Linked DNA regions of Homo sapiens: region 1 is linked to region 2. The links are chromatin loops, found by intact Hi-C in ENCODE. Cell type or tissue: mammary epithelial cell. All regions are shown on one strand. Links, peaks and the distances in the headings refer to the core of each region. The heading gives the core; the rest is flanking DNA. Region 1 overlaps MAP7 (microtubule associated protein 7). Region 2 overlaps MAP7 (microtubule associated protein 7).

Region 1 (5,386 bases), core at 227-5,226, 49 kb after region 2:
ACACTGACAAAAATAGCCCCACAATCTCAGAGAGCCACAGCAGACTGACCTAGTTAGATTCTGCAGGCTGAGTGCATCTGAGCTGGCTTAATCCTGCCCTAGCTTTGAGGCTGTGGTTATGCCCCAGAGCTCAGACCTTAGGGTTCATTGGGTCTTGTGAATTTACAGTTTACAGGTCACTTGGGTATTTGAAACCATTTTGGTGCGGATCTGATTGAACCACCTAAGGCTATCCCAAAATCAACTCTCTGTAATAGGAAGATATCTGAAATCATCATTCTCAAAACAACAAAAATTTAAATAAACAAAATGGCAAATGTTAAAATGGAAAAGTATCTATAACACATTTGACAAAAGGTAAGTAAACTTTATTTATAAAAGGTTAAACATCCCAATAAAAATGTCAGAAGAAATATGTAATTGACAAAAGAAAGGAAAGTGCTAACAAGTATACAAAATATGTAACATCACCAGTAATCAAATAAATGCAAACTAAAACATAAACCACCTATGGAAGGGGCAGGATTGAAAAATCAAAAACATAAAATAAACCACCATTTCTTTGCCCATGACATTGACAAGTGGTGGGGAGAGGTGGAAAAGTATGTTTGAATCCTTAATGAAGAAATCCTAAATAAGTGGATACCCATCTTAACCATTGCAGAAGAATGTTTCAAAAATGCTTCTGCTGTAAACTGTAAAGAAAATGGGTTGTAAAATCATATATGTAATGATATGCCAGATTTGTAAACACACACATACGATAGAGTTTATAAAGACCAGAATAATAAATACCAAAATGTTGACATAGTTATACAGAGATGGTAGGGATTATAGATGATTTAGAAACAATTTAAATTTTTTTACTTTCTAAATAAATATGGCCAGGTGCAGTGGCTCACACCTGTAATCCCAGCACTTTGGGAGACCAAGGTGGAAGGACTGCTTGAGGCCAGGAATCCTGGGTAACATAGCGAGATCCCGTTTCTGCAAAAATTTAAAGAAAAAAAAAATTAGCCAGGCATGGTGGTGTGTGCTTGTAGTCCCAGATATTCAAGAGGCTGAGCAGGGAGGATTGCTTAAGCCCAGGAGTTCGAGGCTGCAATGAGCTATGAGCGTGCGACTGAGCTCCCACCTGGGAGACAGAGCATGACTTGATCTCCAGGAAAAAAAAAAAAATTGTATTTCTTTTCTCATCAGAAAAATGCATGTTACATTCACAATATTTAGGCAGTTAACAACTGAGAGATGTCTAGAGGCGATTTCTGTTCACAATTTTCTGTGTTCCAGTTGTTAATGATGGCACAAAAGATGCTTGAAGTTGGACCATTAACATGGACACGCACTTCATACGCTAATATACAGAGCGGAAAGTCCTCTGTTAAGAGTCATACTTATTCTGGGAAAAGGGCCTCTCAAAAAATTTCAAAAGGACAGTATTATTGCGAAAGGGCGGCTTATGCTTTATTTACTTTCACATTATGTTCATATTTAGCTAATTGTAACATCTTACAAAAGGCAAATTTCTATGACGATTTTCTTTTCAAAGTCACTTTTTAAAGTTTTAAGTAGTTTCTAGATAATATTCTTGTACAAGCTTTTCCAGTTTTGGGAAAAACCATATGCTAAGTGTTAACTTCTCTCACATTTTTATTCACTTTTTAAAGTTTTATGGTAGTAGTGACACTATCTTGGCATTATTTCACAAAGCTTTTTTTGGGTATCAACTGTAGGAGAAGAAAACAATATGTTTTCCATGTTTATTTTATGAAGACAATATGCTCCAAGAAAAAACTTATCACACAAAATTCTACTTTTGTTTATAAAAGAAAAAATAATAGTGTCTCCTCCAGTAAAGCAACAAAATATTGATTCTTGCTATGTGCCATGCTAGGTACTTTTTTTTTTTTTTTTTTTGAGACGGAGTCTTGCTCTGTTGCCAGGCTGGAGAGTGGTGGTGCGATCTTGGCTCACTGCAACCTCCGCCTCCTGGGTTTAAGCGATTCTCCTGCCTCAGCCTCCCGAGTAGCTGGGACTACAGGCACCCGCCACCACGCCCAGCTAATTTTTGTATTTTTAGTAGAGATGGGGTTTCACCATGTTGGCCAGGATGGTCTTGATCTCTTGATCTCGTGATCTGCCTGCCTTGGTATCCCAAAATGCTGGGATTACAGGCATGAGCCACCATGCCTGGCCGCTAGGTACTTCTTAATAAAGTTCTTAGATGCAATGAGAAATAACTAATAGCACATAATAGGAAACACATGCAAGTCATCGTTAGGAATCTTAAAATTTTAGGCATAATCTCAATCCCCAAACAGACAATGCTTACCCTCACCATCCCTCTTTTTTGCAATGTTTTTACCAATTTCTGATGTTTATTATTTTAAAAATGTGTTTTTTAGGGACAGTGGTTTTACTATGTTGCCTAGGCTGGCCTCAAATTCCTGAGCTCAAGCAATCCTCCCAAGCAGCTGAGACTACAGAGGTGCCCACCACATCCAGCTCCGATTTCTGGTTTTAATAGGCACAGAAAGAGATCAGTAGGTGCTCATCTCCTTGAAAAACACCGCAAACCATTTCAAATAAGGACATATCTCTACCTTCCAAGAGTAGACTAGTTGTATTTTTTTTTTATGAGATTTCATAATTCACCTTGCCATCTGTTGGGGGGAAGGGGAACCAATGCATGTTGTACTGACAGGTAAGGAATTGTATAAATTCGCTTGTATCCTGAAAAACAACTCATGAAAATCCTCAGCTAGAAAAAAAAGTATGTTTCTTTTGCTATTAACCAGCAAATACTCGATTAATATCTGTCCTTTTATCCCGAACATTAATGATTCCTTTTTTTCTTTTCCATTCTTGCCTAGGCCTGTAACTTTGTCTTACCTCTTCATACTATTTATTTAGTTTATTTGGCAACAATATACTCTAGGAAATTCTTACCTCATTACAATGCTCTGTAACATCAGGTTTCTTTTTTTTTTTTTTTTTTTTTGGCAGACTCTCGCTCTGTCACCCAGGCTGGAGTGCAGTGGCGCAATCTGAGCTCACTGCAACCTTTGCTTCCTGGGTTCAAGTGAGTCTTGTGTCTCAGCCTCCTGAGTAGCTGGGACTACAGGCACGTGCCACCACATCCAGCTAATTTTTATAATTTTCAGTAGAGACAGGGTTTCACCATGTTGGCCGGGCTGGTCTTGAACTCCTGACCCCAGGTGATCCACCCACCTTGGCCTCCTAAAGTGCTGGGATTACAGGCGTGAGTCACCGCACCTGGCCTGTAACATCAGGTTTCTTATACTGAGGACCTTGATGATCCTGGAGACAAATCCCCATGGCAGTCTCCTGCCTTCTACCATGGATGGATATATCAATTTGCCACAGAGATTCATAAGACACTTGTGAACTGAAGTCAGCCAAATATATACAATTCCTCTTCCAGATATATATATAAGCTGGCACAAGATAGCCTGTGAGTTTGTAAAAAGTAAAAAATCCTTCTATGTCTACATGAAAAGTCACAATGAAATGCTCTAGCCATTAAGCCTTCAACAATCACATGCTGTTATTATTAACCCTGTGGTTATTATTAAGTTCTTTCAAAATAGAAGTGGCAGAAGCAACCCAAAGAGCCAAGAATAGAAAATCATTATTATAAGATTCAGGAACATCACACTTAAAAGCCATCAGGAAGATTTTCTTAAGTAGCTGAATAAAATCTTAATAATATAATTTAGTTATGACAAATACAAGATCCAAGGAAAAGCCACTTCCATCATACTTACTATATTGTTTTAATGATACAAATATGCCAAACGATGTCATTAAGATACTGTATGATCTTAGTTAAACTTAGCTGGTTATCATGCTCTCATATTATTCTCACACCTCATCACCTGTTTTTTGATTCAGTACACTCTTAATGCCCTTTTCTCAATAATTCAAGCCACAAAGGATCTGATGAGTGTTTTCTCACTCTAATTATTAAGTTGACTACAATTCAATATTATCAACCAACACATGAATTGCTTCTTTAGGACATTTGAATTTTACTTCTCTAGTAGCAAAGCAAAAATGGGATCCCTCAGGTACCTGATTTCAGACGTCAGCACATAGCATGATCTTTCAGGGTGTGAGTCTGAATTCATCCTTTTGGGATAAGTGGAAGTGGAAAAACATATGTGCCTGTCTCCCCAGCTACCTACCTGTGCTGCTTGGAAGATGAGCCAAGCTCGGCACTAAGGTATATTCCCATCATCACTGCTTCTGTGGGCCTGAGTCCCGCTCTCTCACACCTATAGGTCTGTCTGACAGGCCCTTGCCTGTAGACTCTCATCCTACATCCCCTCCAGAGCTCATCTTATCCCCCAAAAATCCCTTTCCCTTCTCCCCATAATCACTCCTCTTTCAGATGCAGACTTCATGCTGCAAAGACTTTGGCATTACTGTTGTTAGGACTTTGTGATGTCTTTGAACTTTTTTATGAAGTCCTAGAATCCATCTCTACTCTCCTATGTCATTTCTGCCTAGAATAATGATGCTTCTGAAAGTGAAAGGTGTTAACTATATAAATTCTCACAGACTATTAAACCTGTTTTTAACTGGTAGCATTTTTTTAATTAAAAAATGTAAAAATTACACCATAAGAGACTAACATTTGAACAGGTTTTCTTCATTGTACTTTGTGTTAAGCTGAACAACATGAAATTGTCATGTTAGGTCAAAAATGGACAAGTAGGGCAATTTCATATAATTCAATCTAATATCTGACCCAATTTATGCCAATGATTTTAAGTGCCAGGATGAGCTGTTTGTGCAAAGACAGATGACAACCAGCAAGCCTCTTCTTCCTAGGACAAAGCTGTTTATGACTAGTGACCTAGATTTCTCACCCTGTGGTGCCCAAACCCAGTCTGTTCAATGGCATCACCCGGTTTATCATGACAACTACTTCAGGCGGTGGGCAGCCATTACTCACACAGCAGCAGAGATGAAGAACCACCACCCTGTGGGCAAACCTGTATCCCTGTGCAAGGAACAAAACTGAAGAATAAAACATAATAAAAGTAGAGCTTTACTATAATCTCTCCTATCTTATTTTCTTTTCAAAATCATTTTTATAATGTGAGTCTAACACTCAATTAGTGGGTTATATTGATTGAATGGAAATCCTAGATTTAAATACAGAAATAGACTGAAAAGTCAATACATTAAAATGATGCTCCTGTAATCCTGCCCACGTGATTGGCTGGCTCTCTTTGGTTTCAGATTCTGATCTGAAAGAATGGCATTTACAGGAAAACAGCAGAATAAACATGTTATAAATGCATTAAGTCTACATAACAAATAGTCACCCAGAGCTACTCCATAATTAATCATCTGT
Region 2 (5,386 bases), core at 165-5,164:
GATACAGACAGAATTCAGTCATTTCATAGGAGCCTACAATGAAACATCAGCTGACAATACATTTTAGTTTCTATTCATCTGGAAATTATCGTAAACCAGCTTTAAAAGTTTGCCAATTCTTATTTCACTAGGAAAAAAAAAATCTTCACCCATTTTACAAAACTTGACTTTACCAAAAAGCTTAGGCTGATTTTAAAAGCTAGAAAAACTATCCTAATACTACTCAATGTTCAAAATGTTGGTTATAAATCTTAGTAATTGGTTTTAGATTATTATAAACCTTTATGACTACCTAAATTCATGCTTCATATTCTAACTAGAAGTGTCCATGTATGTGCTACATCCAAATACTCATTCAACTTTGCCTAGGAAGGTCTACAGAGAGTCTACTCTCTCTAATATAGTATCAGATTAACTCCCTAAGAAAAGCTCCCTGAGTAAAAGAAATAACTCCACCACACCAAAACACCACTGAAAACCCTTAACTGATACTATAAAATAGGAGAAGCACAGACAGCTCCAGCTTTCAAAGGAAAATAAGACAGAACTACTGTAGAGAAAAAACATAGTAACAGCAGCATCAGCAACTGTGAGAACCATTTATCGTAATAGGCATTGTGCTAGAAGCTTTACATAATCACATCTAATTTCTATAGACACCTTGCAAAGCAGGCAATTAGCATCCACATTTAACACTGAAAACACAGAGGCAGAAATTAGAAGTGGTCAGAAAGGGTCTGAATCTAACCTGGTTCGACTCCAGAATTTGCTTGGTTTTCATTCATCATGCTCATTCCTGAGAAAGGGATTAGACAAACTCACTTGCTGGGCTATCTGGAGAAGAACTAAGATGGGGTTCAGGAACCTGAGTGTAGGTGCATTTTTTTTCTCTCACTTGTTTTTTTCTGATGAGAGAAAGTAATGAGAGGCCTTGTGCCCATGATGACCTGTCCTGACCCTAGGAGAACTTCCCTCACTGCTTTGTAAAAGTTCAGCCACGCGTGGGCAAGCATGCATACAGTCACAGTGAGTTTTACTATTTCATAATATTTCATAATATTGATGAATACACAATACAGTCACAGTTAATTATAAAGAAAAACTGACAGGTCACCAAGACTACAGAATTTCTAGAACCAAGACCTTCAGGAAAATGATACAAAATCCACTTGCGACAAAAACTGTATTTTTCTTCCTTTTCTTTCTCACCTCCCTTCCCCCCAACCCCCAGCTTAATTAAAAGGTATAAAGTGAAGAGAGAACAATAAACAATTATCATGGTAATTTGATAGTAGATACAAATGTTTCAACCACTTTCTCTGCCAAAATTCAGGCTACAGAATACAGGTGTTCAGAAAGTTACAATGTGCAACTGTTTTAAATCATATTAATTTGTGTTTCATTGAAGTGAGATCTTCATTTTATGTTCAACTGCACTATTGATAGGTTAATACCTGCTATGGTTTGAATGTGTGTATCCGCCAAAATGGTTTGAATGTATGTATCAAACCAAAATACGGTTTGAATGTATGTATCTGCCAACCTATGACCCAATGTGATAGTGCTAAGAGGTGGGGCCTTCAGGTGATTAAGTCATGAGGCTGGGATTAGTACCCTTATAAAAAGGGCTCAAGGGTACTAGCTAAGCCCCTTTCTTGCCCATATTTTCTGCACATGAGGACACAGCATGGGGTCCTCTTGTCCTTTTTGCCCCTTTTACTATATGAGGATGCAGTAAGAAGGCCCTCACCAGACGCTGAAGGCTAGCACCTTGATCTAGAACTTCTCAGACCCCAGAACTCAAGAAAATAAAGTTATGTTATTTACATTATCTAGTCTCAGGTTTTTGTTATTAGCAGCATAAACGGTCTAAGACAATACCTAAAAATGTGTGCATGATGTATAAAATCTCTAGGACGCGCTTAGATGAATAACGCCACACTGCTCCTATATTCTAGGAATTACAGTCACATGAGTCAGCTCTACCACCCTTCCCTCTTTTTTCATCTTACAAACTGAAATGCACTTTCTGACCCTCTACATTTTGTTTCCCACTTCATCACTTTATTCACTGGGCTGTCATAAAGAGTTTGAGATCTCCTAGTTCAGAATTAAGCCAGTATTATGTTAATAATTAAGCAAAGATAAGCAACTTTTTTTTTTCCTTTAAGAGTAAAGGCCTGGAAGAAGGGAAATCTTGGTGAGACAGCAATAAAACTGCAGTGAAAAGAGAGCGAGAAGCTGAAGTACAGATTTACACAGGGAGTGGCTGGCTCACGGGCCCACTTCATGCCCGGTCTCGCTCCTTCTTTGAAGGGTAGTCTTAGGCTGATGGCTAGTTTAATAGTGCTGGGTTCCATTTGAACTCAGTTTATTACAATGAGCTGCTGGCCAAAGCTGGGCAGGTTAGCTTGGTTGGCTAGAGCAGGAGCTTGAAGGCCAAAGCACCATAGCTGTGCTGCTGGGTGAGTTCACCCACAACAGAATTCTGTAGCATGATCACAGACAAGTACAATGACAAACGGGTGGGAGGTGTGAGCCGGGTGACTATGAATATAATCACTCAGCACAATATTTAATGAGCAGTCACTGTTCCAGACATTAATAATACAAAGATAATCATACTGAGGTTGAAGTCTTCCAAGGCAGACACACATAGAAATACATAATTAAAACGTAATGTAGTAAGTACTGTGATAGAGATCTCTACGGGAACACAGAGACAGGTAAGGGAGGCTTCCTGGAATAGGTGACATCTGAGCTGGTCCTAAAGAGTGAGTAGGTATGTGGGTGGGAGGCACTCCTTGCCAAGGAGAGGGCATCATGAACAAAAGCAGAAGTTATGTCATCAGTCATAGGGAAAAAGAACAGGATATGCATCAGCTTTTTATAAACCCAACTAGAAAACCTATTAACTTATTTTGTAAATGAAAAATTGCATCTTTACTCACTTAAAAATGCTTTTTGTTAAAATAGGATTTTTTTCTCACTTGTTGCAAGGAGGAAACTATACATTTTGTATATTACATGTTTACTGCTTTGTAATTTTAGAAGATGAAAATAAAACTTTAGTAAGAATTAAGATCTAAGAATTATGACAGTGAGCAGAGGATGGAGGTCCAAGGATATAATACTCTCAAATGCCGGAGAGCCCAGTATTAGGATGAAATTATTTTATCTTAAAAATAAAATATTTAAGGTCTTAAAAAAAAAAAAACCCTCCCCTAACTTCCTCTCTTCCCAATCTCTTGGTAATCTCTATCCTACTCTCTACTTAGGAGTTCAACTGTTTTACACTCCACATAACAACAAGATCATGCGGCACCTCTCTGTGCCTGGTGTATTTCACTTAATATAATGTCCTCCAGGTTCATCCATGTTGTCCTAAATGACAGGATTTTCTTATTTTTTAAAGCTCAATACCATTCCATTGGGTATTAAATATGACATTTTCTTTATCCATTCATCTGTTGATGAACACCGGTTGATTCTATATCTTGGCTGTTGTGAATAGTGCTGTAATAAATGTCAGAGTTGAGAGATCTCTTCCGCATGCTGATTTCATTTCTGGCAGATATATACCCAGCAGCATAAAATAAGCTTAAAGTCTTAAAGATAATTTTGCTTTTAAATTAAGAGGCAGTATATTTTAATATTTTATCATTTTTCCCTAATATATACCATTAAAACCACTTATATGCAACTCCATTTACCTATGGTACTGTGTTTACATTGCAAAAAAACAAATTCAGGAAATAATAGAGCAGAAAATGTTCACGAAATCAAATAATTAGAGCTACAGTTCAGCACTTCTCTCATAAAATTAATGGTGTTTTAGTAACTGTTTCCTTAGTATGTCTAATGATTGTATCTTTTTGTTCATTTTGCCATTAAATTTTGCTCTTTCAGCATATAGGTAGCTATTCTTCCTTCCCCTTTTTTGATCATGCATACCTTTGCAAATCTCAGGAAAGCTATTAGCCCCTTAAGCTGAAGACCAGGGCATGAAACTTCAGAGTTTTATGGTCCCCAGAGATGGTCAAGAACCCCTCTCCCTGAGCACCCAATGACAGAAGATGCTTTGAGTGGTTACAAATTCCAAACTACAGGTCAGGCTGTGGTGGCTCCAACCTGTAATCCCAACACTTTGGAAGGCTGAGGCGGGAGGATTTCTTGAACCCAGGAATTGTAGATCAGCCTGGATAACACAGGGAGACCCTGTCTCTACAAAAAATAAAATTAGTTGGGCATGGTGGTGCATGCCTGTTGTCTCAGTTACTTGGGAGGCTGAGGTGGGAAGATTGCTTGAGCCTGGGAGGTAGAGGCTGCAAGTGAGCTGTGATGGTGCCACTGCACTCCAGCCTGGGTGACACAGCAAGACCCTGTCTCAACAACAACAACAGTAACAAACAAATTTCAAACTACAAAGTAAATCTTCCCAATTTCCTGCCATGAGTTTTTGGATCAAACATAAAACTTTTAAAAAGCGATACTTAAGGCTGGGCATGGTGACTCATGCCTGTAATTGCAGCACTTTGGGAGGACGAGGCAGGTGGATCACTTGAGGTCAGAAGTTTGAGACCAGCCTGGCCAACATGGTGAAACCCCGTCACTACTAAAAATACAAAAAAATTAGCCGGACATGGTGGTGCATGCCTGTAACCCCAGCTACCGGGGAGGCTGAGACAGGAGAACTGCTTGAACCCAGGAGGCAGAGGTTGCAGTGAGCTGAGATCACACCACTGCACTCCAGCCTGGGTGACAGAGTAAGACTCTGTCTCCAAAAAAAAAAAAAAAAAAAAAGTCATACTTAAAATAGTTCTTATAAAACAAGGTTTCAAAGCCCTTCTGTTTAAAACAGTGGTTCTTGAGGGTTTGTATGAAAATCACCTTTGGGCTTTTAACACAGCGTGGTCCAGGTCCCACCCAGACCCGCTGAGCTGCAATCCTGAGGCATTAGGCTCAGCTGTGTATTTTAAAATGGCTCCCTAAAGGATTTTGATGTACATCTCTGGTTTAGAACCACCAACTCACAGAATTTAAACTAGAATCATCTCCCAGGTGCTAAAGTGATTTTTCACATTTTTCATTGCTTGGCAAAACACGAAAGTTCTGGGTTCCCTAAACTAATGGTTTAAGAGGTGTTGTTGATGGGCTTCAGCCATCCCCTAGACCATCTGCCTTCAAACTGGGATACATATGCTCCTAAGGGTATCCAAGGGCTTTCCACAAAAGGGTTTTAACAGTTTTTGTGCTTTGGATTCCTCTAGCACCTGGTAAAGTCAGGCTGAATCCCTTCTTAGGATAATATTTTTAAATGCATAAATCAAAAACAGCATTAGCAAGAAAATATAACCATACTAAGGATAAGTATATTTAAATATGG

The links. Hi-C counts contacts between places; a loop is a spot of excess contacts. Peaks named below come from ENCODE experiments on the same cell type or tissue, not always from the same donor. Only the 100,000 strongest peaks of a DNase experiment are listed, where the experiment ranks them.
Region 1: it touches region 2 in a loop (1.9-fold over the local background); 1 of 110 quality-filtered maps calls a loop at or near these places.

What each region holds. Positions count from the first base shown.
Region 1 is chr6:136,486,547-136,491,932 of GRCh38, forward strand. The region is part of intron 1 of MAP7 (microtubule associated protein 7); the gene reads right to left. Among named protein-coding and RNA genes, the nearest start is that of MAP7, 61 kb to the right of the region's middle. In mammary epithelial cell, for the core only: no CTCF peak of the experiment used is centred there; a DNase peak (open chromatin) is centred at 2,975.
Region 2 is chr6:136,437,624-136,443,009 of GRCh38, forward strand. The region is part of intron 1 of MAP7 (microtubule associated protein 7); the gene reads right to left. Among named protein-coding and RNA genes, the nearest start is that of MAP7, 110 kb to the right of the region's middle. In mammary epithelial cell, for the core only: no CTCF peak of the experiment used is centred there; a DNase peak (open chromatin) is centred at 2,798; H3K27ac peaks cover 2,084 bases.